2 separate regions of the Mus musculus genome follow, and region 1 is linked to region 2. Evidence: chromatin loops called from intact Hi-C (ENCODE). Cell type or tissue: left cerebral cortex. All regions are shown on one strand. Each heading gives the region's core, and the rest is flanking DNA. Links, peaks and the distances in the headings are about the cores only.

Evidence for each region. A loop is a pair of places that touch in the nucleus more often than their neighbours do. Peaks named below come from ENCODE experiments on the same cell type or tissue, not always from the same donor. Only the 100,000 strongest peaks of a DNase experiment are listed, where the experiment ranks them.
Region 1: it touches region 2 in a loop (2.3-fold over the local background); 2 of 42 quality-filtered maps call a loop at or near these places.

The regions. Positions count from the first base shown.
Region 1 is chr13:46,507,553-46,523,373 of GRCm38, forward strand. The region is part of intron 1 of Cap2 (CAP, adenylate cyclase-associated protein, 2 (yeast)); the gene reads left to right. Among named protein-coding and RNA genes, the nearest start is that of Cap2, 14 kb to the left of the region's middle. In left cerebral cortex, for the core only: no CTCF peak of the experiment used is centred there; DNase peaks (open chromatin) are centred at 8,846 and 9,795; H3K27ac peaks cover 791 bases.
Region 2 is chr13:46,454,097-46,469,917 of GRCm38, forward strand. No RefSeq gene overlaps it. Among named protein-coding and RNA genes, the nearest start is that of Gm35110, 34 kb to the right of the region's middle. In left cerebral cortex, for the core only: a CTCF peak has its summit at 8,418; DNase peaks (open chromatin) are centred at 7,321, 7,522, 8,381, 9,685 and 1 more place; H3K27ac peaks cover 747 bases.

The DNA.
Region 1 (15,821 bases), core at 4,956-12,955, 54 kb after region 2:
TTGTGGTCCCCACCTATGACTCCTAGCCCAATAACCAAAGTCCCGTCTACTCTATTCTCCCTAGTAATTGGCTGTAGCCACTTTTATCCAGCAAATAGCTTCAAATAGGAGAGCAAGGTTTACTCAACAAAGGCCAATATATGTGGGAATTTGCTTGTCTGGAGGCAACCAGATCTTGGGGTTCAGAAGTTAGCATTTGTATACACAGCACCAGACTAACCCCCAACATTCACATATGTGTGCAAATATGGAAGACAAACAGAAGACTGAGATAGTGTTTTTAAACAGCATTCCTCTATTGTTTGAGACATTCCTCTATTGTTTGGTCTCTCACTGGCCACTAGGCTAGGGTGACTGGTCAGATGGCCTCAGGGACCCACCTGGCTCTGTCTTGCCAACTCTGAGATAAAAAGTGTTTGGGATTTTGACATAGGTTCTGGACATGCTTGGGTTGGCTTCTCATGTTTCCAAGATGTGCACTTTGTGAACCAAGTGATCTCCCCAGCCATCCCTGTGCTATAAATTTTAGTGACGTACCACTGACACGTGTGCTCAGCTCATTCATTCCTCCAGCCCAAGCTAATACCCTGAGTTCCAAGATCCTGACTTTCAATCTATTTAAAGGCTAGTCGTAAGACCTGTTTTCTGAAGTACGGAAGCATTAAACACTGCGGCTCACAAACGGTGGTGAGGAGACATCTCAGCACATAAAGTGCACCAAGTGAGTGCAGTCCCATGAGCCTGGCCTTTCGTTGTGTGAGGTTTATGCCTAGGGGAGTCTTGCTTTACATTTTTCTCTATAAATCGATTTCTTACTTGGGAAAAGCATGGCTTCTTTCATTAAGAAATTATTTGACAGGGTTTTTCCCCCCTATACACACACACACACACACACACACACACACACACACACACACACACACACCTTTTAATATTCAGCCTTGCATAAGAAGAGACATGGGCTTTGCAGAGCCTAGAAGAGCCTTTGCTTCTTATGAACAGTGTTCAGCTATGCTAGCTACAAACTAGAGGTCTGTCTAACAGTCCTGGCTTCATGCTGACCTCTCAAACAAGTGGAGAAAGAGGGGGTGGCCTTGGTTTTTAAATTTTCACCCCTGCCTGGTGGCTGGATAAGTCAAGGAAATATTGAGGCTCCTGTCGGCCTCCAGCTGCTCAGAATTTAAAATCCACACTGTAAGCAAACTATGGGATTATCTTTTAATGAGGAGAAAAAACAAACAAACAAACAAACAAAAAAAAAACATTGCTTTGTGTGATAACATGTGGGAATCCAGAGAAATTCTGGGATTCACTGGAGATTTACTTTCTCCGCTGTGACTGACAGGGTAGGCTGTCACCAGGTCAAGAGGGAACACCCACTGCATAGAAGCTGTTATCTCAGCTTCGTGAGCTCCTTGCAAAGGATCTATACTTGGGATGGCGTCCCAATTCCCTATCTTGTTTTCTGTTTGGTTTCTATTCACAGTAGAGTCTCTGGTTCTTATGAGATAAACTCCTTTTCACAATTTAGCAACAAGAATCAGTCAGGCTGGGCCACTTCAAGAAAATTAGCTGTTGGTTTTTTTGGTTGGTTGGGTTTTTTTTGGGGGGGGTGGTATTTTTTTCTCTACTTCCAAATACAAACACAAGACTCCGGTAGTTGTAAACCTCTGCAACAAATTAACCAAATAACACAACTTAAGAAAGGGTTTTACTTGGATCCCAGTTTAAGGGCTCAGCCTAGTGTGGTGAAGACAGGATCTTGGGAAGAGATGGACACACTGCTCGCACAACTAGGGAGCAGGGAGAGATTAATGTGTGTGCTCAGCAGGCGTTCTTTTAGTCACTCTAAGACCCCAGCCTCCTCGGTGGTACCAAGCACACTGAGGGTGAGCCTTTCTTCCTCAGTTAACCCAATCTAGAAAACTCCCTCAGAGACATATCAGGAGATTTGTCTTCTAGATGATGCCACCACACCCCATCAGACTGACGCACTCAGTAGTCGCCACTGAGCAGGCCAAGCGGATGCTCCAAAACTGAGTTGAATGGGCATCTTCTCTGCACCAGGCTCCATTGCAGCATCAGTTTGGAAGCCATTGTCTTTGTCCTGGAAAATTCATATGCTGAGTTGCTTATCCTACAGTTGCTAGTATTTGGAATGGAGCCTTTGGGAAGTGACAGATACCTGAGGGCTTCCCAGAGTTTCTGCTGTGGACATCTCTTCACTTTCTAACTTCAGAATGACCTCTTCAATAGGACTCAGATTCCTCCACTGTCTTTCTAAAGGGAGAGAGAGTGATGAGCTAGTTAAACTTCTTTAGTAATTAAAAATGTTTAAAGAGGTTTGCGAAAGCGAAAGACCCTCAGATAGTGTAGATTTGGAAGTGTTTCTTAGTGCATTTTGTTGCCACTGTTACAAAATACCTGAGGCTGAGAAAGTAATGAAGAAAAGAAATTGTTTTGGCTCCTAGACCTTGTTGCAGGGAACTTTGAGAACAGGTGGTCACAGCTCGAAAGGACTTCATGCTGTGTCAGTGAATAATATAGAAGTGGTCAGAGCTGTGGCTAAGCATATGAGGTAGCCTGGTTTCCTAACAGCCTACTCCCATGGTGACTAGCCTTGTAAGACTTCATCCCCCAAGACTGAAACCAAACTCATAAAAATATCCATCCATCATGAGCATGCCCCTACCCTCTGGTCATGAGGATCCCCCTACACCCTTTGGTGATGAGTGTGCCCCCCGCCATCCCTGCAATGCACACACCTTGCAACATAATCACCTCCCAAAGGCCCTGCATCCTGACGGAGCTCTAGTGAGAAATTCAGTTTCTTTCAGTTTGGACTTTATAAGTACAAATCATGTCAACACTGTAGAGGGAAACTGGTCTTTATGCTTCTTATTTTAGCAGTCCTCAAACTGTGCACCTGGACCACATGCAGAGCAACCTTCCTTAAGCTCCCAAGCATGGGTGTTCTAAGAGAATAAACATCAGAATTCTCATCATCGTCCATATGTACTTTTTCCCAAGATGAATCTTCGTGCTGGTGGGCCTGTGATGGAGACAGTTGCACCGGCTCATCTTATTTCCCATAATCCTCTTCTCCTCTTAGTAGGAGTTCTATTTCTGAGTCATTTTAGTAACTATTTCTGTTTGGGGATGTGGAAACCTAGTAGGCGGGAAGAGGACAGGAGCTGCATTTGGGGACGTTTGCTTAGGTTTATGGATGGGGACATGGAGTGATTCTCAGTCTGAGATGGGGGTCCTCGGATGCATCATGTGTGCTCTCGGTCTTTCTCCAAAAACAATGTAGACAGGGTGGCTCACTGGTGAATAAAGGTGTTTACCGCCAAGTCTGAGGACCTCAGTTTCACATTTGGAATCCACGTGGCAAGGGAGAACCAACTCCCTCAAGTTGTCCTGTGTCCCACAAATATGCTGTGGCTTGCACACCTGATCGGCTGGTGTAAAAAAGGAAACCAGTTAAGTAAGACAGATGCAAATCTTCAACCTAGCCAGTTGTACAGTGATGCCAAAGGGTGAATTGGAGAAGAATAGAATAGGGACTATCACACAAATAATACTGAACACTTCTAGGCTTATTAAATACCCAGAAAGATCTTCCAGATCTTAAAAGATGTGATTTATAATACAAGAGTGTATGTATTTCATAATGTAAAACTCCCATCTTCCATAGGCAGGGGAGGCCACTGGAACTCCCCAGGGGAAAAGTGCTGGATTTGGTTTTGGCCAATAATAATCAACCAATCAATAATTATATTGTTGCAATTGTTCTACTAGCTTTTCTTTTGCAAGTTTGATTTCTGCATCTACAAAGATATAAAATAACCTAATGTTAAAAAAAATAAGAAGCAGCTGAAAAAACCCAGAAGGAAGAATAGTGACAGTACTCACTAGATGTATACGTCCCTATTTATCCTGACACTGATGATTCAAATCCTTTTAATGTTTTACCACCCTGCCATGCTTTGCTTGTCTCCTGGGAGGTTTTGAGTGACATTTCCGTAACAGCATTTCTCATCTGTTCCCACCTCTTTACTTAAGTATTACATTGATGGAAAAACAAACAACCAAAATTGCTGCTCTGAGTTCCTCACTTTAATAATAGGTGTACTTATACACAGTCATAAAATAATTAGATAATAAAGCTGATCAAAAGAGGTGGATTTCCAAAAAGAAATACTTTTGGATTATATTTACCAAACATGTGCCAAAATCTGTAGTGTTTGTGGGTTTTGTTTTGTTTTGGTTTGTTTTTTTTTTTTTTTTGAGAAGTTTGATTATAGGAATTATAAAAATGTCACATATTAGGGGCAATGATGTCATATAATAGCAACAATGATGTCACATACTAGGAACAATGATGTCATATAATAGCAACAGTGATATCACATACTAGGGACAATGATGTCATATAACAGCAACAGTGATATCACATACTAGGGACAATGATATCACACAAATAGCAACAATGATGTCAGAAGAAGTTTTTAAAAATAATTTGACCATTTAGTAAGCATTTAAGCTTACATAGCTTTTTTAAATATTATTATTTCACTTTACGTGTGTGGGTATTTTGCCTGCTCCATCTGCATGCAGTGTCCAGAGAGGCCAGAAGAGAGCAGTAGATCCTCTGGGATTGGAGTTGCAAATGTTTGTGAGCTGCTATGTGGTGCTGGGACTCGAACCCCGGTCCTCCAGAAGAGCATCCAGTGCTCTGAACCACTAAGCCATCTCTCCTTTCTTCATGCCATTATTTTTGATACAGCAAATCATGGTTGGGTACCCAGTAGGAGACATTAAAACAGAACATATATAAAATGTAAAGAATCCCCGGTAGGACAAACAGAACTGAAACCTAAGTTTGAGGAGAAAGATGAAGTTTTGTGGTCACAAATGGAAGTTTGTGACGGCTGGAGAGGAGCTTGTTCATGTGTTGTTCATTAATAGTGGTTCCGTCAGCTGTGTTACTATGAGAACACTTTTCACTGTGGCTGGACCTTGTGCTGATTAACTCCTTGAACCGCTGATTTAAGGGAGATGTGTAACAACTGACAGTCTTGGTGCTTCTTACGCCTCTCAAAGAGAGGTTATCATAGTCACCCACCCACCCTTCCTTCCTTCCTTCCTTCCTTCCTTCCTTCTTTTCTTCCTTCCTTCCTTCCTTCTTTTCTTCCTTCCTTCCTTCCTTCCTTCTCTTCTTCCTTCCTTCCTTCTTTTCTTCCTTCCTTCCTTCCTTCTCTTCTTCCTTCCTTCCTTCCTTCTTTTCTTCCTTCCTTCCTTCCTTCCTTCTTTTCTTCCTTCCTTCCTTCCTTCTTTTCTTCCTTCCTTCCTTCTTTTCTTCCTTCTTTCCTTCCTTCCTTCCTTCTTCCTTCCTTCCTTTTCTTCCTTCCTTCCTTCCTTCCTTCCTTCTTTCCTTCCTTCCTTCCTTCCTTCTTTTCTTCCTTCCTTCCTTCCCTCCTACCTTTACTCCCTCTGCAATTGTTTATTCTCACTTATCTTTATTTTTCTTATCTCTGGAGGGACTCCTGTGTGTGTGTGTGTGTGTGTGTGTAACTATAAATTTATGTCTCTCATTCTAACTTTGTGATATATTTAGTGATTGTATCTTTCTCCTCTTTTCTTTCTTCTTCTTTTTTTTTTTCCCTCTTGAGACTCTGCAGTCCAGGCTGGGTTGGAACTCACTATGTAATCTAAAGTAGCCTCATAATAATGGCTATCCTCCTGCTTCAGCTTGCCTTCCAACTCTATAATTACATGTGTGAGCCACCAGGCCTGGATGCTATTGTTTCAAAAACTAGGCTTTCTACTTCAGCCTCTTTCTCCTCTCATGGGGTTCCATTAACACTAGTATTAGACCCTTAGTGTCATCCAACAGACCTCTCAAACTCCATGTTTTGTTCCTTCTGTTCTTCAGATTAAACAGGATCTGTATCTTCAAGTTAAAGGTACCTTCCTCAGCCATCTCCATCCTGCCTTGAAGCTTACCCAATGGACTTCTGTCTTTTGTTATTGTAGGTTTGTGTGTGTGTGTGTGTGTGTGTATGTTTATAGTTCTAGATTTTCCTTTTAGTTCTCATTACTCTATTAAGAACTCCTGGTTTCCAGCTATTTCAGGGATATTAGCTTCATCTCAAGCACAGTTAAAGCAGCTTCTACAAAGGTCTCTGGGAATTCCAATGTCTGTGTCACCTCTGTCACTCATGGCTGGTGGACATTTGCAGGTTGTCCTTTCTCAGGGCTGGTTGTGTTTCTCTAGTCCTTTGCATGCCAAACTGTTTTGATTTGAATCTTGGACATTTGGGCTTTGCTTTGTGAGACCCTGGGTCCCTTGGAAAATGCTGCCTCATTGGTTTTGCTTGGCGCCACCAGCCAACCAGCTTAGTTCTGTGTTGCATGCAGTGTGTCGTGGTCCTAACATTACTTCTAGTTTCAAATCCCTGTATCCCATGTGTGCACTATTTGGGAGTTAGTCTTGGACTCTGACAGAGGTTGGTAATAGTTCAGTACTCAGGGTCTTTGGGTTTGCCCCACACATATACAACTCAAGGGAGAGGCTGGAATGTTCCAGAATCAGGGTATTCCCTTCATCTCTCTACTCTATGTGGCTCTTCCCTGTAATCTCTTGTTCTTCTGCCAGAAATACTGGATTTCTCTTGGAAGTTTTATCCGTTCATCCTGCTGCAGTATAGTTTCCCAAGTCTGGGCTATCCTCAGGACAGAGCAGTGAGATGAACGTAATTGCCAGTGCAGAAGACAGCTCAAAATGCATTCCCATGCCATGTTCTCAGGCAGTGAGTGGTGAAGAGTTAGATTCGTTCACTGGAAATTGGGAAATTGAGACTCAAGTTAATTGTCCACCAGATTCCCATAGGTAGGTGGGTTGCCGCTGAAGTGGCCATATCTCAAGGATTCTCTGACCCCTGTGATGCTTCCCCCACCCCCAACCCCACTCAATATCACATGACAGAACTTAGCGTCTTAGAGCCAGAGGTCCCAGTTCAAAGAATGGCTTACTTTGTAAAGCCAATGGGCGTTGGTTTGGGGGACTGAACCTGTCTCAAGGAAGAAATGTGAACTGGCGAGATAATCTCCGTAGGTGCCCTGCCTTCCTGTGCTCTGCTCAGCATTGGTGGTGAAAACAGGAAGTCCGTACCCTAAGGGGGATAAAGGGCCCTGGGAGACTTGGTTGGGAGATGAGACCAGCGGTGCCAGGACAGGACCCTCGGAGCATGGCAGCAGCAGTACAAGAAGGATGGAGAATAGGATGACTCGCACCCAAATAGGGCCGAGCTATCTCCGTGGTGCTGGGGGTGGGGGAATCTCTCTAGACCTTGAGGGGATACTATAGGAGACAGGTGTAGCATTGGAAAAGTCTCACTGAAAAGTCTACCTCTCCCTCACCAATGGGACCTTAGCAGAGGCAGCAGATGGATTCCTAGGTTACTCAAGATCTCAGGAATCTTTTCTATAGTTTTATAAAAGCTTTAGAGTGCCCTCTCCCCCACTCACATAACTCTCTAATCTTTGTTATTTTGCTTATAACACCTGAAACTTCTTTGAAGACAGAAAAGGGCAGCTTTGTGCGTTAGCTTTACGTCATTGTGCGTCAGTTTTACGTCACTGTCTTAAAATGCCTGTGGCTTTTAAGAAGAAAGGCTTGTTTTGGATCATGTGATCATTTGACTCTCCTGCTTCCAGAATGTGATAAAATGATGCTCAATGCAGGAACAAGTGGTAGATACCAACAAGAAAAGAGACAAGAACGGGTGGTGACCCGTATCCCTTCAACTTCCTTCCACTCAGCCCCGCCTCTTGAAATTTCCACCTCCCAGTCGGACTGTGGGCTGGGGAACCAAGCCTCCTATGTAAATTTTTACATGACATTTGAGACCCAGGCTAAGTGGTGACTGACGTTTGCTGTTTGGTGAAAAGCAGTTTCCAGACACTCCATAGACGAGGAAGGGAAAAATGCAAAGGTGAGCGAGCTCCTTGCTAGCATGACCGTCGTCTCTTGGTGACCCCTGCCTTCCCGAACATGACTTTTGTCCCCTCTTAATACTGCTCACCACAGAAAATATTTCAGACTTGGCTTTCTGGATATGACCACAGTGCCTAGCAGGGGACTGGAAACAAACCAAACCAAGCTAACGTGTTTAATGGGCCCATCAAGCATGAATGAGTAAATACAACCAACGACGAATTAACAATGAATCACAAGATTACGTCCCTCGGTGATTGGAAGGAAAGAAATGTGTTAATGCACCCTTGCCTAAGAGAATTAAGCTAAGACAGAATGGCCTGATGGTTGACCAGCTGTTTTTAAATTTTGGTATACTTGTAGAGAAACTAGTCAAGTGGGATTTTATATATGCAGAGGAAGTCTTCATCTTCCTACGGCTTTGTGTCTATTTCCTGTTTAATCTTAGGTTCGTGAGCACAGAAATCCATGGGTTTGAATGTGCTTCGAGGAATCACCAAGGGGCTGGGGAGAGGACACAGCCTGTAAGGTGCTTGCTGTGCAGGTGTAAGCCCCAACTTCAATTCTCAGATCCCAGGAGGAAGAGCTGGGCTGGGTGGCACGTGTTCGTAATCTACCCCGGTGCTGGGGAGGTGAAGGCAGATGGGACCCATGAGCTACAGCTAGAGACCCTGTCTCAAAAATTTAGTGTGGAGGCTGTGAGAGTGGCTTGTTGAGCCAGAGTGCTTGCTGTGCACACTTCAAGGACTTTCTTCAAATCCCAAGCACTGGTGTTGAAAGATGGGCGTGGCCGTGCACATCTATAGCCTCAGCACTGGGGAGGGCGGAGACAGGCATTCCTGCAACTTGCTGGCTTCCAGCCTAGCCCCAGCTTCAATGAGATAACCTGTCTCAAGGGAATAAGAGCGATAGAGCAGGCCACCCGGCCACTTCCTCTGCCTTCCTAAACGACCAGTGTTCACAACCACACACACACACATGCAACACGCCCAAAGGTGTCAGGGGTACATTTCCTGAGGAGTGGCACCTGAGGTTGACCCCTGGCTCCCACATTCACACACACACATACACACCTACACACCTGATTATACACACACACATAGACACACACACACACCTGGTCATACACACACACACACACACCTACATACCTGATTATACACACACACATACACACACACACACCTAGTCATATACACATACACACACACACACACACACACACACACACACACACACACACACACCCCTGGTCATACACACACACACACACCTGGTCATTCACACACACATACACACACAGGGTGTGTGTGTGAGAGAGAATCACTAAAGACTCACCACGGTTGCTTCTCCATCTTTGACCTAGGAATAGGAACATTGAACTGGCTTTCAGGAGACCCTAAAGACCTCACTCTCTTCTATGAACACGAAAACACTACCAAAGTCACTTTCTTCTTTACTCTTTTTATGAACTTGCTGTGACAATTTTACAAAACTCTTTGAACAACATGAAATATATGTATTTTGTTGCTGTTGTTGTTGTTGTTGATACCCTAAAGGGGAAAAAAAGAGCCATGGAAGATGCAGGGCTTGCCTTCGGTGAGAGCAAACATACGTGTTTCTTCATGGAAGCCACTGTGGTTCCACACAGGAAAGACTAATCTAGCACCCACTTTTAAATGGAAATTTCTCCTGTGAAAAATCTGGCCTACAGCCTGATGTGGGATGGTGCCAGAGAGTAGGCAGCAAGCACAGAGCAGTGAGTGGAAGCCAATTCATTAGTCAATCAAAAATATTTATAGACTTCTCTAGGTGTATGGCACCGTGCTGGACTCCGTGGGATGGAGGAAAATGAGCTCAGCTTCAGCTCGGGCAAAGCATGCTTCCCAGGCCCTTGGGAGGCAGGGTGGACATGTGCCAAGGGGAAAGACAGCATAAGGACTGTGTTCACTGGACAGGGTGTCTTACAGATGCTAAGGAAGTGAACTGGACACATAGGCTGTTATTCTGGGCTCACACCATTTGCATGTTGCTGTGGGGTACCAGTGTTCAGAGCAACTGTGACAGCTGTCCTTAGCACGGGGGGAATTAGTGAGGAGAAGGCTCAGCAGGCTCTCCTCCACTGAGCAGGAGAAGGTTTGGGTGAACTGTGGGGAAGATGGAGGGTTCTTATCCAAGATTATCCTTGCTTGAATTCTTTGTGCTGTGTGTTTGTGTGTGTTCCTGTGTGTGTGTTCCTATGTGTATGTGTGTGTATGTTTGTGTGTGCTCCTGTGTGTGTGTTCCTGTGTGTGTGTGTGTATGTATGTCTGTGTGTGGTCCTACGTGTGATTATGTCTATGTGTGAGTTCCTCTGTGTGTTCCTGTGTGTGTGTGTTCCTCTCTCTGTGTGTGTGTGTGTGTGTTCCTCTGTGTGTGTGTGTGTGTGTGTGTGTGTTCCTGTGTCTAGATACACACTTGTGCAGGAACATTTGGATGTCAGGGGACAATCTCTGGTGCCATTCCTCAGATGTCACACACTAATTTTGTTGTTGTTGTTGTTGAGACAAAGTCTCTCATTGGCCTGGAACTTTCCACATAGGACTATTTAGCCAGTGAATCCCAGGTATCAGCCTGGCCCCAACTCGCTAGAACTGAGATTACACGTGCATACCACCCAACACACCTGGATTTTTTTACGTAGGCTCTGAGGAGTTAATTCAGTGTTTTACCTACAGAGCCATATCCCTAGCGCCTATGAGGGACTACTTAAATGTTAAAGAGTCACTGTAAAAAAGAATTTAGGAGGAAAATATGATTAAAAATCTAATTACATGGCCAGCCTCTCACTTTATAGTAATCAATACTCATTAGAGAAAATCTTGGATAGAAATGTCGGAAGAAGGGGCTAGAAAGATGGCTCAGCAGTTTAGAGAAATTGCTGCTTTTCTAGAGATCACGAGTTCAATTCCCAGCACCCACATGATGGTTGACAGCCATCTGTAACTCCAGTTTCAGAAAGTCTGATGCCCTCTTCTCACTCACGTGGGCATTGGGTGCACACAGTGCCCATACATACATGCAGACCAAAGGTTTATCTATATAAAATAAAGGAAATAAATCTGAAGCTTTTTTTTAATATTGGAAGAAGTCTACAGCCATACCATTTTGAAGATGCCTGATCTTGTGTGCTCTCAGAGCTAAGCAGGATCGGATCTTGTTTAGACTTGTATGGGAGAAATATTAAAAGAATAGGTAAAGAGACAGGAAAAAATAAAATATTTTTTTAAATCTCTTCTATTCACCATAGGTTCTCAGTGATCCCTTAACACCCCCCACATTGTAACTCTTGTAACACATTGTAACACATATTGTAACTCTTGTAACACATTGTAACACACATTGTAACTCTTGTAACACATTGTAACACACATTGTAACTCTTGTAACACATTGTAACACATATTGTAACTCTTGTAACACATTGTAACACACATTGTAACTCTTGTAACACATTGTAACACACATTGTAACTCTTGTAACACATTGTAACACATATTGTAACTCTTGTAACACATTGTAACACACATTGTAACTCTTGTAACACATTGTAACACATATTGTAACTCTTGTAACACATTGTAACACACATTGTAACTCTTGTAACACATTGTAACACATATTGTAACTCTTAGTGCTAAGCTATGGACTGTCCCACTACCCTTGGTTAGCCTGTTCATCTGTCTGTGTTTCACGGTCTGGGTGTCTCTATCATGCCTATAATTGGGTAGTGACATAGTAAAGCAAAGTTAAGCACATTCCCCAGGGCTCCTTTTTTAGTTACTTTCCTCACTGCTGCTATAAAATAACTGGTAGAAAGCGCTTAGGTAGAAGGCCTTATTTTGGCTCTCGGTTTGAGCGAGGACAGTTCACCATGGTCGGGGAGGCGTGGCAGCAGGAGTGGGAGGCAGCTGCTCACATGTGGATGGGTCAGGAAGCAGGGGCAGAGGACCTCTGATGTTCAGCGTACTTTTTCCTTTTTATTCAGTTCAAGACTCAGCCATGTGAGAGTGAGCCTTCACTGCTCAGACACAGCAAGACTTGTATCTTCTAGATGATTCCAAATCCATCCAAGTCACTGTAAAGATTAACCATCACAGTGCCCCAGCTAACAAGAGCCAGAGGACCAAAAGTGGTCCGTGACTCGAAGCTAAAGATCCCTCTGTGTTTCCCAGCTGAACATGAACACAAACTTTGTGAAATGCCCATAAGTGTGTAGACCTCTCCTTTTATGGGAATTTGAAATGGAAAAACCACAGAAATGCATTCTCTTTAGGTGTTTTACACATAGACTGCACTGTGGGCATAAAATCCGACCATGTGAGGAACAGGGTATCAGTACTTTGGGAATGGGTTTTTCACACGGATTAGTGAGAGAAAACAGCTGTTCTGATCTTTTCTCCTAAGAAAATGTTTCTTTATTCTGGGTCTCTGTTGTTGCCATACAGTCTATGGGAGAGCACATACTGGCTGCAGGAAATAGTTCTTTATTCTGGGTCTCTTTGTTGTTACAATACGGTCGAAAGGAGAGCACACACTGGTTATAGGAAGTATGTCTTTATTCTAGGTCTCTTTATTGTTGGAATAAAGTCTACGGGAGAGCACACATGGATTATGGGAAATATTTGAACCCCAGGTCTTTTTTTAATTTATTATTTATAAACTCAGAGACAAAGATACGACAGGGCATAGGAAGATAGGAGGGAACATCATAGAAGGTGACACCAGATGCCAGGTTACAGACAAACAGCCTGGCTACAGAACAACTGTTCAGATGAGAGAAGGACCCACAGTGGAAGAAAAACAAGGAAACTGTCTATTGTTCTGGGCTCTGCTGAGTGGAGACTCACATCACTAGAAGAGAAGGGGAAAGATGGGTCATTTTACAGCTCCTACAAAGCCAAGAGCTAGACCAGGTGTGGTGGCACACCTATAAACTCAGTTCTCAGGAAACTAAGAAGGAGAACTGGAAGTTTGAGGCTAGCCTGGGCTATATAACAAGACTCTTGTCTCAAAAGACAAAGAGACAAAAAAGGAAAGGGAAGAAAAGGATAGGGTGAGAAAATAAAAGAGGGGGAAAAAGAAAAAGAAAAACCAAGACGCTGTTAACAGTAGCGTTAGGAAACCAGAAGGGCCAGCAGAGAATCAGAGTGGCCCTGAGGAGCCAAATGTGACTCTCCGAGAACTGTGGCAGCGCGACATTAAAAAGACAAGATACAGGGAACTGTGTAGGCTTGAACGGCTAATACACACCTGTAATCCCAGAACTGGGGAAGCAGAGAGACAAGAAGATTGAGAATCCAAAGCCATCTTGGACTACGTTTGAGTGTGAGGCAAGCCTGGATTAAATAATGAGACCATTTAACATACAGGTGTGCCCTGGTGGGACTCAATGGATCACGCCTTAAAATGGAAAAAAACAGACAAGACGTAAATGAAATCATATTACTTGGAGATGAAGAGGTAATTGTCCAAAAAAAAAAAAAAATTGGCAAGGGTGATTGAAAATGATCATCCCTCCAGATGAAAAGATATAAACAGGAAACTGTTGTGGTTTTCTAAGAATTGCATACTAAGTTTTGCAGAAAGGTGGAAGAAAAAAAATAGTGTTTCTGCCATGATGAAATGAGTATTTGAAGACGTGGATAAGTCTAACATGCTCTGAACAATATGCAGTATATACATCACAAGATCAGTATATACATCACAAGATACCCTTCTGATAAAGGCAAAAGTTAAACTCTACAAAAGGAAAAACGTGGCGACATATGGAGTCAGCAGAGACACATATTTACAGGTGACTGAGTAAAGGACGTAAGGAGTAGGCATGCACTCTAAGAATATCACTCAGCTATTAAAGGAATAAAGTCCCATCGCCTGTGCCTAAATGGATGAAATAGGAAGAAATATCAAGTGAAGTCATCCAGATACCCCAAGATGAACCCCCATGCTCCCAGACCCTTGTGGGAGTTAAAAATATTAACCTCCAAGAAGGAGAGAGCTGAGTGTTGGTGATTAGAAGCTAGAGAGTGTGGGGGAGGGAAAGGAAGTGCTGGCATAATGGGTATGGACATGAATGAGGAACAGTAAGGGCCAATGTTCTGTAATTCAGGAACTGTACAGTACCACAACCTGTTATGCAATTCATAAAGAACCAAGAAGGAAGCTTGAAGACACAAACACGTACACACACACACACACACACACACACACACACACACACACACACTACACACACACACACACACCATTACTGTGTACAAGGGGATAGAAATGCTAACCATCCTGACTCAATCATGACTTAATACTGAGTTCCCATACCGTGTCTTTTAGATGATATGTGTGCTAGCTATATCATCTAAAAGAGAAAAAAAAAACCATATGGAATGGAAAAAATAAACAACAAAGGGGGAGTTTTAAATAAGAAAAGCAATAATGCATTAAGATGAGTTTCCCATTATAAAAGATACTCAATAGAGTCTCTAAAACTTCATTTATAGACAAGGAATGAAGATCAATATCAAGTATGGGCAAAGTGGTGTGTATTTGTAATAACTTCAGGAGGTGGAGCATCAGCTGATCAAAGCTAGCCTTGGCTACAAGGCTAATTGAAGACCAGCCCGGTCTACATGAGGACTCCCAGGCCAACCAGGCCTACCTATTGAGGCTTCGTTTTATTTGTTTGGTTTGGTTTTAAGAAATAAATTACCCTCAAACACAGTTTCTTAAAACAAACCTTCAAGAGGATGGAAAGTCAGCTCAATGGTTAAGAGCACTGGCTGCCGCTCCAGAGGGCTTGAGTCCGAGTCTCAGCACTTCCATGGCAACTCACGATTGTCTGTAACTCCGGTTCTAGGGGATTCAGTGTCCTCTTCCAGCCTCTGTGGGCATCAGGCATGCACATGGTACATAAACATGCACGCAGGCAAAACAACCATAAATAGTAATTAATTTAATTTTTAAAACTTTAAAGGTGTAAAATATAAGAATGTGACCACATTTTCCTCCGGTCTGATGAGCAATAGGCAGTAGGGACTCACCTATAGGGTGCCCTCCACAGGGACAGGGCGGCTAGAATTTTGGAGAGCCATGTTTGAGCTACACCATCTGACCCAGACTCTTGAGTCTTCAGTTGTTAATCTGGCCTCCTGTTCTACCTCTGATTCTTAGACTCTCTGTCACAGCTAACTCTCTGATTCTTAGACTATCTGTCACAGCTAACTTGCCCCCTCACCCTGTTCCACTGGCCTCCTGTCCAAACGCTTCCATCTGTCTCCTTTGCTCAGACCCATTCCTCACCAGACCCTCGTGTTCCCATCTGCCGTGGCAACCCTCTGCCTCTCCTCAGCCTCCTTCTTCATGCCCAGCTCCTGTCAAAAGTTGGCTAAGTGTGTTTTGAAATGCCAAGGCAAATGGGCTGGAATGCGGAGAATCTCTGGCTGTGCTTAGTCTTGAAAGTCTGCACAGCAGCTGAGGTCAAATGTGGAAAGACTTAGAAAGTTTGAGTAGACATACATGGCTACCTCAGACCCCATCAGTCACCCTGGACAAGCTAATGTGGATCCCAGTGTCTCCCTTCTTTTGTCTCTTACAGAGTGCTCCTAAATTTTCAACCTATAGGTATCCTTCCAGCCTCCTCTAAGTGACCTGTTTTGGTCTCATTTGAAGCTGTGACAAGACTTTCTGACTTTACATGAAGTGGCATCTGAGTGGCATTCCACAGCAATCTGCCTCGCCCCGCAGATTGATAGGCTGAGTCCTGCTGTCTCTCAACGTGTGTG
Region 2 (15,821 bases), core at 4,120-12,119:
TCCAGTGATGGCCGCCTAGGCCATCTTTTGATACATATGCAGCTAGAGTCAAGAGCTCCGGGGTACTGGTTAGTTCATAATGTTGTTCCACCTATAGGGTTACAGATCCCTTTAGCTTCTTGGGTACTTTCTCTAGCTCCTTCATTGGGGGCCATGTGATCCATCCAATAGCCGACTGTGAGCATCCACTTCTATGTTTGCTAGGCCCAGGCATACTCTGACAAGAGACAGCTATATCAGGGTCCTTTCAGCATAATCTTGCTAGTGTATGCAATGGTGTCAGCATTTGGAAGCTGATTATGGGATGGATCCCCGGATATGGCAGTCTCTACATGGTCCATCTTTTTATCTCAGCTCCAAACTTTGTCTCTGTACCTCCTTCCAAGGGTGTTTTGTTCCCAAATCTAAGGAGGGGCATAGTGTCCACACTTCAGTCTTCATTTTTCTTGAGTTTCATGTGTTTAGGAAATTGTATCTTATATCGTGGATATCCTAGGTTTTGGGCTAATATCCACTTATCAGTGAGTACATATTGTGTGAGTTCCTTTGTGAATGTGTTACCTCACTCAGGATGATGCCCTCCAGGTCCATCCATTTGGCTAGGAATTTCATAAATTCATTCTTTTTAATAGCTGAGTAGTACTCCATTGTGTAGATGTACCACATTTTCTGTATCCATTCCTCTGTTGAGGGGCATCTGGGTTCCTTCCAGCCTCGCCCATTTCTGACAAACATCACACATCCCTCGCCTGACCATCCAAACGTCCAAAGCCTCTTGTGTGTGTTTCTGCAGCCTCCTCCTTCACCTCAGCCTCCTCCACCACCACTGCCTCCAACTCTGGGCCCTTAGTTTCTTCTCTCTGCTCTTTGTTGCTCTTTGAAGATCCTTGATCTAATAACATGTCTGAGCCCTGCTTGAATCAACATTCTCCTTGCGTTTGTGCCATCCCGGTAGTTCTCCCAACCTTTAAGGAAATTCTTTAAGGAAATAGGGATTTTTAATTTTTTTTTTAACCTTCTACCAGCCATCAAAGTCAAACTACATTTTTGCTCTCTCATTTCTTCTCCTGCTATTTCATCATGGCATTCCTCTTACTAAACTCACTTTCTCGGCCTTCAGCTTCACCATCCTTCTTCTCCCATCATGTTTTCTAAGGCATTTGAAGATAGACACAGCATCTAAGAGTCTCAGCTGTGCTTGCCCACTGAGTGAGCATTGGCTTACTGCTGGCTCCTTCTTTGGGGAATATAAAATGTAAACACAATGAACTGCACAAGCCCGAAGCGTTTTCATTCTGTTGGAAAACTGAACATTAACATAACCAGAGAACACTCTTAAGTCCTCAGAGTCAGCCCCAGCTCCATCTCCAAGGCTGTGACCCTCAGCTGTTTTGTCCCCCCCCACCCTCCCCACTTTTCTATTAGGTGTTCAGTTATAAATTTTCATATTAGATACAATTATACCACTTTGGTCTTTTGTGTGAGGCTTCTTCCTCTCCCGGTGACTGTTTTTGTTGTCTGGTTGCTTGTCAGGTTTATCTGTGTTCTTTGAACATCTCGATAGTACATCCTGCTTTGTCGCTGGCTAGCGTTCTGCATACAAACAGCACGATTTGTTCGTCCGTTCTGTGTTGATGAACGTTTTGGCTGCTTCCAGCTTTAGGTTGTTTTAGAGAAGCCTCTTAGACATCACTTTTGTTATTCCTGGGCGTTGAGAGTAGAATTGATGGCTCATAACAGGGGAATTACTATCAGTTCTGTAAGAATCAGCCAGACAATCTTCAAAACTGGTTGTATCATTTTAAATCCCCACCAATGCTGTGTGTGAATGCTGGCTTTTTCTTCCTGTGTGGTAGTTTCAATGTTTCTTTTAAGAGACATTCTTTACCCTGAGTATCAGCTGAGAAAAATCCCCTTAGGTAAAGCCAGCTGCAAAATATATATTGATATATACTATATCTATCTAGATAAAGATAGATATCGTAGGTAATTTTTTCATTGTGGCACCTTCTTTGTCCTTATTTGTTGGCAGGATCCTTAAAATGTTCAAACTTCAAAATCCTCCACAAGTGTCACTTGTTGCAATAGGAGAGTCAATAATGACTCTTGTCTATCGTTTTGTCATTGAAGTTTCCAGAATACACATTTAAAACTGTAAGTTTGACTACATCAGGCCTCTGCTTAAAATTCCCCCTGTCAGGGACTGGGACTTGCTAATCTCACATAGGACCCGAGTTCATTCCCTAGCACCCACAGCAGGCTGCTAGTTACTGCCTGTAACTCCAGCTCCAGGGAATCTGATGCTCTCTTCTGGATTCTAAAGATACTCATACACACACACACACACACACACACACACACACACACACACACACACACACACAAACTAAATGTTTTCTTGAAAATGTATAGGGTGCTTAGAAACCAGTATATTCAGTATTCCATACACCCTCAACTTGTCCTTTGACCAACTAACTTTTGACATTTCACCTTAAAACATTAAACACAATCCTTCAGTGGCATAATATCTTTATTATTAGAGAGTTTCATACCTGCTTACCTTGTATTTTGCTTATATTCACCCCCACTCCCCAACACTTTCCAGATCTACCCTCACCTTTCCAACTTCATGATCTCTTTTTTATGAGACTCAGCATGCTCACAGGTGCCTCTTGTCACTCCTCATCCCAAGAGTCATTGCACGGCTTGTATGTCCCTTTGAGGTCACACTGGTATGTTCTGGTTATTCCCTGTTATCTGACTTGCCTCGGTGGGGATGTAACGGCTGAGAGCCAAGCCGGTGCCTTTCATTTCACCCCTGTCTCCTGGTACCTAGAATTGAGCCAGGGACCCAGGAGGTGCTCAGCTCACAGTTACTGGATGAATAAGTTAGCAAACACATTCTGCAGTGACCAACCAGGCAGACATGGGGTTTAGTCACTAAGTGTAATGATGCCTGACCACGTGCTGTTGTTCATTTTGTTGGTGTTTTGAGACAGAACCTCATTTGCCCAGGTTGGTCTTGAACAACTGATCCTCCTGCCTCAGCCTGTTGAATGAAGGGATTACAGGTATATACCACCCTGCCCGACTTCTAATTTTTATTACAATTAATTAATCTACTGATTTATTACAACCCACTGTAGTAACTTCTCTGCCCAAAGCTGAGAGCAGCATTAATCTGAGGGTCTAAGGATAAATACTTGCAGGCAGCTTGGCAACGTGCTCATGAAGCAACACAACAGTATCGGGTTCCCCACTAGGCCTGTGACATCTCTAGCCATGAGCTTTTAACCAGGTTTACAGTACCAGGTACCAGTTCTTTCTATTCAGAAAACAGTTGGTTACTCCTTTAACTTTCATGTCACTATGGCACCGGAGCTCCTTACCCAGCAAGGGGGTAGTTCCTTACCTCGCTCCTTATCTTTCAGCACTATTGAAAGCTAGCCGGCAAAAGGGGAGTTTCCATGCCACTAAAAGTAGACTATTTCCCGTTTATTCCACCTTTGAACAGTCTTATCATTTGGACTCTTTAAAACTGTGTTGAATAGCTATCTATTACAGAGGAATCACTAAATACTTGTTAAGTAAAAGAGAGGGTGGTTTTGAAGGACTTAAGAGTTAACCCACTGATGAAATTAAAATGGACCTGTTGACTGACTGAGCGGACTTGGTCAGATGGCGCCTCAACATTGGAGCTCCAGTAACCTGGGTACAGTGAAGGACGGGAGTTGAACGCACGCACAAAGGAAAGTAAGGATTTGAGCCAGCAATAAATGAACCTTGTAGGACAACATAATGGTAAAATGTGTTTTTTGTACGTGTTTAGAGTTATGCTAACAATCTAGAGAAGCAGAGGTATCTAACTGGTTTTAAATATATAAATATGTTCTGCATGTCTTGACTATAGATTATTGGTTTTTAAGTTATTGGGTATGATTAAAAATTTATAACGTTGGTAACAGAAAGTTGGCTTAAAACTGTTAACTCCAGGTTGGAGTAATTTGGAACTACAACACGTGGCATGTGCCAACCGAGGGAAACAGGTCTATAAAGACAGTTCTAAATTGGGAAGAGTTTCCCCACTAAGTGCTGATGAGCTGCCATACGTGAAATTGCAGGCTTATCTTCATCTTGAATTCCACGGTTCATTCTCAGCCAGACCCAGAGTGACCTTACAAATGTGTCATTACCAAACTGAACCTCTACCTGTGGCCCCGTCACACCTCCCTTCCCAGGCAGGTCACTCTTCTTCTGTCAACCCCTACACACCTCCACCCAGCTGACCACATCTTGACATCCCTACTATGACCTGTTCCTTTCTGTCCCTGACCATGCCTTAGTTCTCACACTCATCTTTTGCCCCTGGATCTGCCGAACCCCTGCCTTCTGATTGATGCCTTCTGTCGGACTGCTGTAAGTCCTATCTAAACACTCTATAAGCTGCATCCACCTTGTGGATGTCAAGTCACAGAGCTGCCATGCATGTAATGAACTACCTCACCAGCTGTCCCCGTGCTCCCCCTACCCAAAGCTATTCCCCATCCTTCCCTACCACACAACAGGCCAGAATAAATCTCCCCCTTCCCTTACATTGCTTCTTATTAGGTGTACTGGCTAGTTTTGTGTCAACTTGACACAGCTGGAGTTATCACAGAGAAAGGAGCTTCAGTTGAGGAAATGCCTCCATGAGATCCAACTGTAAGGCATTTTCTCAGTTAGTGATCAAGGGGGAAAGGCCGCTTGTGGGTGGAACCATCTCTGGGTTGGTAGTCTTGGGGTCTATAAGAGAGCAGGCTGAGCAAGCCAGTAAGGAACATCCCTCCATGGCTTCTGCATCAGCTCCTGCTTCCTGACCTGCTTGAGTTCCAGTCCTGACTTCCTTTGGTGATGAACAGCACTATGGAAGTGTAAGCCGAATTAAACCCTTTCCTCCCCAAACTGCTTCTTGGTCATGATGTTTGTGCAGGAATAAAAACCCTGACTAAGACATTAGGTAAATTTGATCATAACAACAAGTAGCTAATCCACACGGTCTTGATGGTGTCACAAAATCCATACTCCATGGTTTTCACTCTGGAACTCAACTGGGTCAGATCTGTGGCCAGTGTGCGTCTACCCTTCCCTACAGCAGGGTTATGCCACCCTTTACAACTGACACTTCCTTGGTTCTTCAGCCTCTTCCCCAGCCCTGCCCTCATGAGCCCACATGCCGGCATATACGCCGAAGCTCCAGTTCCTAGAATGTGATTCTGTGCCCCCCAACACCAAAGCTCTGGGTCCTAAAATGTGATTGATTCCGTTCCCTCATCAGGATCTGACCATCTCATTATCTCACCCTCATAGACCCACCCTTGGGAAATCCCTAGTCATCCTTCAAAATATAGCTTGCCTATTGCTTTTTCCTTCCTCTCTTAGGCTATGTTGTCTGTGTCGTTCTCTTGTCTGGCACAGCATCACTGCATCACTGAAATCATCAAGCTTTGCTGGCGTCCCCGATGGGTCCAGAACCAGACATGCAGCCATTGCTAACGTCCCTGGAGTGGCTCTGATTCCATGCTTGTGTGTCATTTTTCTCCTAAGAAGTACCATTCCCACTGTCAGCTTTATGAGCTTGAACTGAGATTTTTTCCCATCATGTTTTCCCCTGGTACTTTAGGCCACACTCTTCACGCTTCGTTTATAGGCCTGTAGAGAAGGATTTAATTAAACCATACTTAATAGAATGGCTGCCTCTCTGCCACTGGCAACATAATACGGGTTTGGAAAATGAAAACAAGCATAATACTTGGTGTGGTGACGCTCGCAGTTTTGCGAGACAAAGATGGTATCACGGGGTGTTAGAACAGGGGGAAACTTTTGAACACTGATCCAGGCCCCAGTACTTCACACAGAATGAGGAGAGAAAAATGCCTTGGAATCTCCAGCCAGATTTCTTCTTTGGGGGGTGGGGGGAAGGGTAGTAGGGGGAGGGTATTGCTCTGTTTATTGACTATCAGGAACACCCAACACAAAGCTCTACAGCTGCATGCAGCCAAGGACACACATCGAATATTATGAGACTTTTGCACTCGGTTGTACTTATAATTTTCTTTGTATGGTGTGTGTGTGTGTTGTTAACCCTACACATGCATATGTACATCATATAAATAACAATAAAATAGGTGTAGTGATCTGATCGGGGCAGACTGACATCAGTCATAAGTCATAGGTAGCACTGATAGTTTCTTAGCCTTTGGTGACCAAGTGGCTGTTAACACCCCAGGCGTCAATCAAGGCAGGAATGGGAGCAAGAGAAAGACCTCCATGAGCATCTCGTCTGTTCTGTAGAGAGCAAGTTTCCACTCGAAGTTTCTCAGCAGAATCCCAATTTCTCACAGGCCCCAACACATTATATTACCACTCAGTAGGCCAAAAAGCACTTAAAAATAAAATTTTTGGTCCTATAAACTTTTTATAATGGTGGGTGCGGGAAGGGCTATGTCAGAGCTGGGGGGGGGGGATGCCTGGGCAAGTACAGTCCCTGCCATGAAAGCAAAAGGACCGAAGTTCAACTCTAGCACCCATATAAATACCTGAGTGTGGTCCTTTGTCATCCCATCGATGGGAAGCAGTGACAGGAGTGTCCCTAGAGCTTTCTAGCCAGTCAGCCTAGCCTAATAAGAAGCTCTAGATCCCAGGGAAGGGCATTGTCTCAAAACAGAAAAATTTCAAAAAGAAGAAGAAAAAAAAAAAAAGGCCAGCACCTAAAGACCTGCTTATGAGGTTGAGCACACACACATGAATCACACATGCATGTCACAAACACCCCCGGGCATGCATATCCACGTGTTTATGCACACACATGTAAAAGCAGGCTGGAATATTGTGTAGTGAGCAACAAGCTAGACCTGCCAAGAGGACCTGCCATTTAAGAGGAGATTTAAAGGATTTAATGGGGATTTTAAACAAAGCCTTTGAAGTTGGCCATGAGCTTGTTCGGATCTTGCACTGTGCATCAGTGAACAAGAGCGGATCGGCTCCATCTCCCGTTTACTTCCTATCTCGCAGATTGCCCTTAGATTATGGGAATTTGTGCCTTGAGTCATGAACTCCATCACTTTGGTGTTTGCCTCATTGTGACATCTTCCGTTAAGCTGACCCTTACGTCTATCCATTCTTGACACCTTGGATCTACAGATAAAGCAGATCTGACGAAACCTCCAAACACTGGAGATTCTGAAGTCATGAAAATCCAGACGGAAAGAGGAAGATTCTGTGTGTTCTTTATCGTCTTTAGCGACTTCAGTCAAATGACTGACTACTCCCGAAGTCAGAAATAATCCAGAGTTAATTGGCTAAGGTATTTTAAGGTTCCATCTTTTTCTATTTTTCTCCTGTCTTGGTAAAGCTAGGAATTATGTTCCAAGCATTGAGCATCTTGGCACAGTAGTTACTAAGACAACGTATTAAATGAAAAATAAAAAATATCACTGGATTAAAAAAAAAAAAAGCCTTCCAATTGAAATACCAACATCTTAGTATTGCACTTTGCAGTTGATCCAGACACCGTGTCTTCCTAAGAAAAACCTGTATGTTCTTTAAGTCTAAAAGTTAACACTTCCTCTCCTCTCTACGTTAGCAGAATCCTTTAGCATCGTAAAGGACCTCCTTTCTGTTACATATTACAGAGACAAATTATCCATTTGTCAGTATATACTTGGGCTAGCCTGAACCACATTTTAGTAAAAAGAGTTGTCGGAGTCTATCAAGAACTGCTCCCAGCCCCACACCCAACATCAAAGCCCCCACATGCTCAAATCCCTTCCATAAAATGAGTATTAGCCTACAACCTGCCCACGACTTCCTTTATATTTCAAATTATCTCTAGGTCATTCGTGACCGTGATAAGATGTAAAGCCTATATCATTTTCTAAGGAGCCACTTAGGAAATTTAAAGAGGAAAGGGAAATATATATATATTCGGGACCCACATATTCCCCTGTATGTTTTGGGTGCCTGATTGGTTGAGTTGGTTGGCTACAAACACTAGACATGGTGGGCTGGCTGAAGCCCTGGCTCTTTATCTTTTCCTTTTCCTTTTTCCTTTTCCTTTTGTGTGTGTGTGTGTGTGTGTGTGTGTGTGTGTGTGTGTGTGTGTGTGTGCTTTCTTAACTTCTGGTGAGGCCTATGAGGTTGAGCTTAAACTACAGGCCACAAGTTTGGGGGTTAACGAAACCAAATGAGAATGTCATAGGAAAACTGGAGACAGTAAAGGCTTCCAAAAGTCCAGATATCTAAATTTGTAATGGATCTGAGACGCTCCTGGCAGCAACCATCCTTACTTTCCTGGCTTGGCTGCAGCCCTAGGTTCTGAACATAACACATTTACACACCCCCACAATGTGCAACACCCAGAAATACTGGCAAAAGTACCTCAGATCAGCCCCCAGACTGTTACATTAGGAACTGCAGAGATTTTAGTATACGGTCAGCTTTCTGCTCTTACAGAAGCAAAATGGCTTAATTTGGAGAAAAGACATGGGGGAAGGCCTTTAATATCTTCCTATTGTGGATCCTTCGCATTAAGTATCCAGTTGGGACATCTTTGCACTAAATGGTGCTAAAATGGTTGGTCTTAAGCTTTGTGTCTAAGCTTCATGAAAAAATAAGAATGTTGGATGGATTTTGGCTTGGGATTTAGGACAGGATTTCCCACATTGTCTGAAACAGCCCTTAGCATTACCTTTGCCATTTTGTAGTCTGTATTCATGCAAAATAGCCACTGCAGCCTTGACCACTACCATGAAACGTCAGTCAACTCGGAAAAATGACAACTACCATCTACCTCTTACACCACCAAATATTAGTTCAGGGTTTAAATTCTTTATGTAGAACTAGAAAAGTCATCCAGGTAGCTTATCAGTAGGCAAATTTACTATAGTTTTCCATAAACTGTATTAGTATATTATAGAATGGTTTAGAATTCAACTTTTTTATGGCTTGATATCAATACATGTTTTACTTCTTTTGGGGGGAGGTTTGGGGGGGTTGGTTTTTTTGTTCTGTACCTGCTTTGTACACCTGTCTGGTCAAATAGATGTAGACTCCTCAGGTGAAAAGATGTCACAGGTAGAAACTGTAAAGAACACCTCCCAACGTGAGCAATGAAGCCCTTCCGTGTGCTATGGGCGATATAGAACTAAGTGCTCTAGTAGGATGGAAACTCCACGTTCTACTCTGGTAGAACAGAACTGACCTCCACGGAGAAGATGCCATAGGAACGCACGGCTCAACCTGATTGGTGTTCCCCACAGAGATGCAAAGCACAGAGGAGCAAATTCACTCTCCTGATCCCAGCTCTCCGGCATGGCTTCCGGTGAATAGGCCAGTGGGCTTCTTCCCTGTCCTTTATTCTGTGCCTCTGCTGGGTGTCCGGTGCCATGCTAGGTGCTAGAAATCCAGAAGAAACTAAGGGGGAGTCCCACTCTTCAATGACAATATTAGGAATCTATATGAGAGGGAAAGGCAGTGGAAAGGGCTGGATTTGCACACATCTCCTCTGCCTATTCAAGAGAGAGGAGGAGGGGAGAAACAACAAACTGAGTGGGCTGGGGATATAGATGGGGATGGAGCATACTTAGCATGTGCAAGGCCCTGGTTCAACCCTCAGCACCGGAATCAAAATGTGGATCCCCACTTTGTGTGGGCTCTGTGGATGCAGCTGATCTAAGCTTGCCAGGCTTCTGTGGCAACCAATTTTACCCATTGAGCTGGCTTACTGCCCCAAACACTATTGTTTTCATAGGGCAGGAAATAGTTTTGCATCCATCAGACTGAAGAAACGACTGTGGTTTGGTGGTGACTGGACTGAGTCAGGTGGAGATGTTTGTCACGGGGAGATGTCACATCCACGGGAAAGTGAAAAAATGTTAGCATCTGAGCCATGCTTTGACACTTTGCCATCTTTTTAAACACAGGCATGCCCTTGAACTGCCAGAAAATATTTTTGAGTTGAATATGGTTCATTAAAATTAGGTTAAAGAATATCAAAGTTTTAACCTTGTTTCATAGAAAGTGCTTTTCTTGGCTTAAGATTTAAAGTGTCCCAAAAGCAAGCAGGATGGCTCTGTGGGTAAAGGCACTCCCACCAAGCCTGCAGACCTAAGTTTGGTCCCCAGACCGACATGGTGAAAGGAGAAAACTGGTTCCTGCTTGCGCCTGAATGCCCTCCTCCTCCACGGTCATCATGGTACCTGTGTATTGCATACACACACACACACACACACACACACACACACAGAGAGAGAGAGAGAGAGAGAGATAGACAGACAGACAGAGACAGAGACACAGAGAGACAAAGAGACAGAGACAAAGAGAGATTGTAAATAAAACACACAAACATAAAGAAATGTAATAAAATAAAGTGTCACAGTAATGATAAGTGCTTTAAGAGACTTCATTTGTACCATCTCCAGTATCTTGATCGGACATGTTTGGTCTGCATCACGATACAACAATATGCCTGCTCTATTTGCCTTTTAGACAGCATAAGAAATAAAAACAAATGTCCTCAAAGAGTTCAGAGCCTGGTTAGGAGAAACGATCGTGCCACCACTGTCAGGAGCTGACCTCTTTGTCCTACTAGCGACGAATGACTATGTTCCAAGACCCAAAAGCAGACATCCCAACACACAAATCAACTCTAGGGCAGGAGTGATTAAATTATAGAAGGTATATTGCCTCACTCACCACAAATACTATTGGTTCCCCGCTCTCCCTCTTCCCCGACTCTCTCCCTCCCTCTCTCCTCTTCATCTTCCTCTTCATCCTCTCCTCTTCATACTCATCTTCCTCTCTCCTCCCTTTTCTCTCCTCCCTCCTCCTTCCTCCCTTCTCTCTCTCATGCTACACTGCACCCCACTTTGGTAAGGATTAATGGTATATGGCTGAGACGTCATCTTACTCTTATACTAAAATGGAGAATTGGGGGAAATGACTCAGAAGTTAAACACTTGGGGCTTTTAAATTATCAGATTATCTGCTAAAAAATTTGTCTAAATTACCTAACTATCTGCCTGATTTCTTTTGTTCATTTCTGTAAGTGGACCCACAGGGTAAGATTTAAGGCAGTCAAAGGAGTGTGTGTTTACCTACTCATCTGGTACACTGGGAAAGGAAGGTATATTTATCCAAATCTGAGTTGCTTAGCAACCTCCTCAGCTTTCCATTCTAGTTAACTACCTGTGGATGGAGCCTGACAGAATCCCAGGCTCCAGCGAACAGGCGAGCATTCTCATCTTCAAGGGAGGCTTAGAACCAAGGTCAGTAGCTGAGCTGCCGAGACAGAAGAATCGATGGGTTTTGTGTTTATAAAGTAATAGGCTCTCGGATGTGAAAGGGACCTGAAATGCTGTTTTAATCTAAGGGCCATCTTCTCTATAGCTTCACAGTGGTGGTATTGATAACAACTCTATCTGAGCTAAATTTAGTGAACTACTAAGTTCAGTCCTTTTTCCCCACAGTGTACTCGATTGATTTTTAACAGATGGCATGGCTTGAAAATATCAATGCTGTTGAATCATTTTTGCTTTATGATTTGTTTTGAAAGGACATGCTTTGTTTTTCTGATTAAAAAAAAAAAAAAAAAACTACCCCAGTTTGCTCATTGGTTTCCCCTAGCCTTCTTTCTCGTGGCATCCTGAACATCTCTCTATAAACTTCCCCCATCACTCATAGTAGACCTGCTGGTGCCTCACAGATCTAATCTCATCTTTGAGTATGACAACCTAGCAACACCCCGTCACTAGGTTCCCCCTTCCAATGATAGTTCCTACTGTCTTCATTCACATTCACACAGAGGGTTGAGTCCCTCTGCCATCCTCACCAGTCAGCCTTAAAGTCCAATGAAGCTTTGCATGTTGGTTTTTTTTTTAGCCAGGGGAGAGAGCAGAATGGCAGTGCAGATAAGAAGGGTGTGTTAACCCAAAAGGGTACCAGGCTCCGTTAACACACTTCATCACAGGGAGAGCTGACTGACAAGGAGACCCTCTGAAACTGACCTGCATTGTGTCCATTAAAGATGGAACTTCAGTGACTAAGCCGCCACAGTGGTTGTTTTAAGATTTTTGTGATTCAAGGGTAAGAAGTTCAGTTTATTCTGCCAAATAAATCGCATCCCATCTCTCATGTAAATCACTCAAAACCTCCCGATCCTGCAGCACCTCTTTCCTTTCAGCCTGATGTTAGGTAAACGTCCAACAAACCATGTTATTTATTTCATTTATTTATTTATTTATTCTGTGTGTGTGTGTGTGTGTGTGTGTTTGTGTAAGCGTGTATATGTGTACCACATTGTGATCAGATACCTGTGGAAGCCAAAAGTGGACATCATATATTCCTTGAAACTGCAGTTACATAGGTGGATGTGAGCAGCCATGAGTCAGGAACCAAATGCAGGTTCTCTACAAAGGCAGCAAATGTTCTTTGACCATTTTTCCTGGTCATTGGACCTGAACCATCTCTCCGGCACCTGTACTGTTAATACTTTCACCCAAATAAAGGACAAAATGACTTAATTGGTTAAAAAAAAAAAAAAAAGGACAGAGTTCAAAGGTAAACTCCTGGAACCCAATCACAGGCTGACAGAGAACCATTGATCAGTAACTTGGCTATACTCACCAAAGCAGTTGCTAATCCTTGAATATATCCCCTATCCTCTACTGTCCCAGGGAACACACCAAGAAAAAGCTTACCAAGTGAGAACCAGAGGGAAAATTAGGATATATTGACAACCTCAATGTTGCCTCATTTAAATGGATTCTCCAACAAAGACTCTTGGGGAGCTTGTATGTCTGATGCTACCTTAGGCTTAAATAACTGCATATACTTACATATATAGTAAATATATATTTCACGTATGTGTATATATACACAGCAAAACATGTTGTTTACGAAGTGTTCCTGTACCCATTTCACTTCTGTCATTGTGATAAAATATCCTGACCAAAAGCAGCTTTGAGGAAAAAAGAGCTTATTTGGCTTCCAATTCCACATTATAGTCCATGATCATAGAAATATCAAGGCAGGTGCAGAAAATAATATCCAGAGTCAAGAGCAGAGAGAAATTCTTCATGCATACTTAGCACTCAGCTAGTCCTCTCTACTCCATCTCAGAGCCCAGTGCCAGGGAATGGTGTACCCCACAGTGGGCTGGCCCCTCTTACATCAACTGTCAATCAAGACAATCCCCCACAGACATGCACATAGGGCAACCTGATCTAGCTAATTCCCCAACTTCCTTCCCACCCAAGTCATTCCATGTTGTGTCAAGTTGATATGTAAAGCTAACCGTTGTGTGTACAAATACTAGCCTCCTTTTGCAGAGCAGGAAAATGAGAGTCAGGGATGGGAACTCCCACAGCAAGCATTTAATAGTCAGGGCCAGAATCAACTCTGATTTCAACCAGGTACACATTTTTCCCCCTACTCCTGGCACCTCTAAAGCCATGGTCACTGCAGCTGAGGCCTAGCCTCCAACCTTTTACTTTCTATAATACCCAGCAATTTCCTTTCTGGTATAGTCCCAGCCATAGCAGCTTAAAGTCTAAGGAGTGCTGAATCATGGTGATTGTGTGACTCAGTGAGTCAATAGGCGTTACATCCAAAGCAACTGGTCCAAGAGTTTAGAAAGAATCCTTTAGTCCTCCGTGATTTCTTGATTCACTGCGATACCTGGTTTCCTTCTCCTACTTAAGTTTCTTACATTGACCACCTTTGTCAATGATACACAGAAGCTGCAGAGGGATGGAGCATACCTGATGTCATAGCTGTGTGTAACAGTTTTACTGCGTGTGTACCAGTCCCATTTATACTGTAGAGATGATACGAGCCAAGGAGCTCTCTGCTCTGCCTTTTCTCCCCCCCCCCAAACAAAACAAGACAAAAACAAACAAACAAACAAAAAACCCCACAGAAGTTGTGTCTACTGAGAAAGATACTTCAGAGTCCCTACTTGGAAGATAAAAATGAAGGCATGTCTTTTGTCTTCCTCGATTATCCTTTTCTGACCCTAACAAAAGCACAATTACCCAGATAGTTAATTGGAAAAGTGGCAGGAAGCAGATTAAAATTTTCAGTAGGAATGTCTACTACAAAGGATGCCACTTGAGCTCCCAGTTCTCCATGGGGACATCTGTGGATAGTCACCTAGGCATGGTTCTGGGCTTTGTTTACTATGAGCTCACCAGCCAGCTAACCTAGCACATTTGGTGAAGTTCCAGGCCAATGAGAGACCCCCCCTATCTCAAACACAAAGGCATCTAAGGAAAAGCATGAACACCCTCTCATCTCGCATGCACACACATGCCTGGGCACCTCCGAGCCCATCCTTATAAAGTGCGCACAGCTTGCTGGGAGGGAGACATCCGCATCCTCCCGCAAACGCCATCAGCTCCCTGCCCTGCACATGGGACAGCACTTTAATCAAACAGGAGAGGAAATGAAGGTGATATCTCTGAGAGTTGTGGCTTTTAAACCCCGTGGAATGGCAGCTCAGACTTCCTACCGTTTTGAACAAAGCTCCATGTAGCACATGGTTTTAAATTAGTGGTTAACATAATTTAAGCATGCTTTTAAAGGAAGACTTTGTCTCAAGAAATCTTGCTTTAAAAACAAAACAAAAATCAAAGACAACAGGAGCTAAAGCTGCAGCTCCCCAGACAGAAGACAAGCAGTTTTATATCTCAGAACAGCTTAAAAGCCAAAGCACATTCAATTCTTTTCCCTGGGTCCATTATTTCTGTGATGATGATTTTTGTATTTCTTAAGAATCCTTCTGCAAGTTGCCCTTGGTGATTCTAATTGATTTCAGAGACTTGTGAAGAACCTTGCACGTGTCTTGGCCCTGCCCTCTCCCTGCCAAGCACCAAATGTGAACTATGGCTACCAGGTCCCTTTTAGCACATTTAGTGCTAAGGAGCTCTCTGCTCTAATTTGAACCCTGACCTTCAAGGCAGTTGAAGCCCTGGCTGGTTTGTTAGCAATGGTATATATGTCTGAAAGTCATAGGGTGTGAATCACCGGGGGGTGGGGGGTGGGGGTGGGGGTGGGGGGGTGGGGGTGGGGTAATGGCTTTGATCTGAGTGTGAAAGCTCCCTTGAACAGTTCCTTCATGGTTGTTAGCTGTGGTAGAGAGGACTTTGGAGCCTCATGATAAAAAGGGGGAGAAAGGAATGAAAGAAGTTCAAGGCAAGGTATATACATTGTTTCAAAAGAGGAAATGAAAGGAATCAATGGCTTCTGAGGAAAGATACAAACTAACTTGTTGACCTGAGGAAAGGCCACTATTTCCGGAGGCGTGAAGGCAGGAGTGTGAAGCTGAAGGTTACATTGCATCCTCAGTCAGGAAGCCGAGAGAGATGAATGCTGGTACCCATTGCTTTTTTTCTCCTCTTCCTTCAGTCTGAAAGCTAAGCCCTAGGGATGGTACAACCCACAAGTAGGATAGGACCACCCTTGTCCATTAAATCTCTCTGGAGATGCCTTCATAGACATGCCCCAGACATATGTCTTCTAGATACCCTAGTTGGCACTCAAGATTAACCAGCACCCCTGCTTCTATCTCACAACACCCACTCATGGATGTTAGTCACCCTCCCATCCAGTATGCATCATCAAACCTCCCACAGAAGGCACACCTTCTGAAACAGATTTAAGCTCAGTGGCCATGGTACACCTATGCTCCTATCACCCAAAAGAGATGTGTGTGTTGTTTGTTCTATGCAGAATGAATGAAGTTTAATCTCCTAAAGTGACCTCTGCACCAGACGAAAGAACTAAGA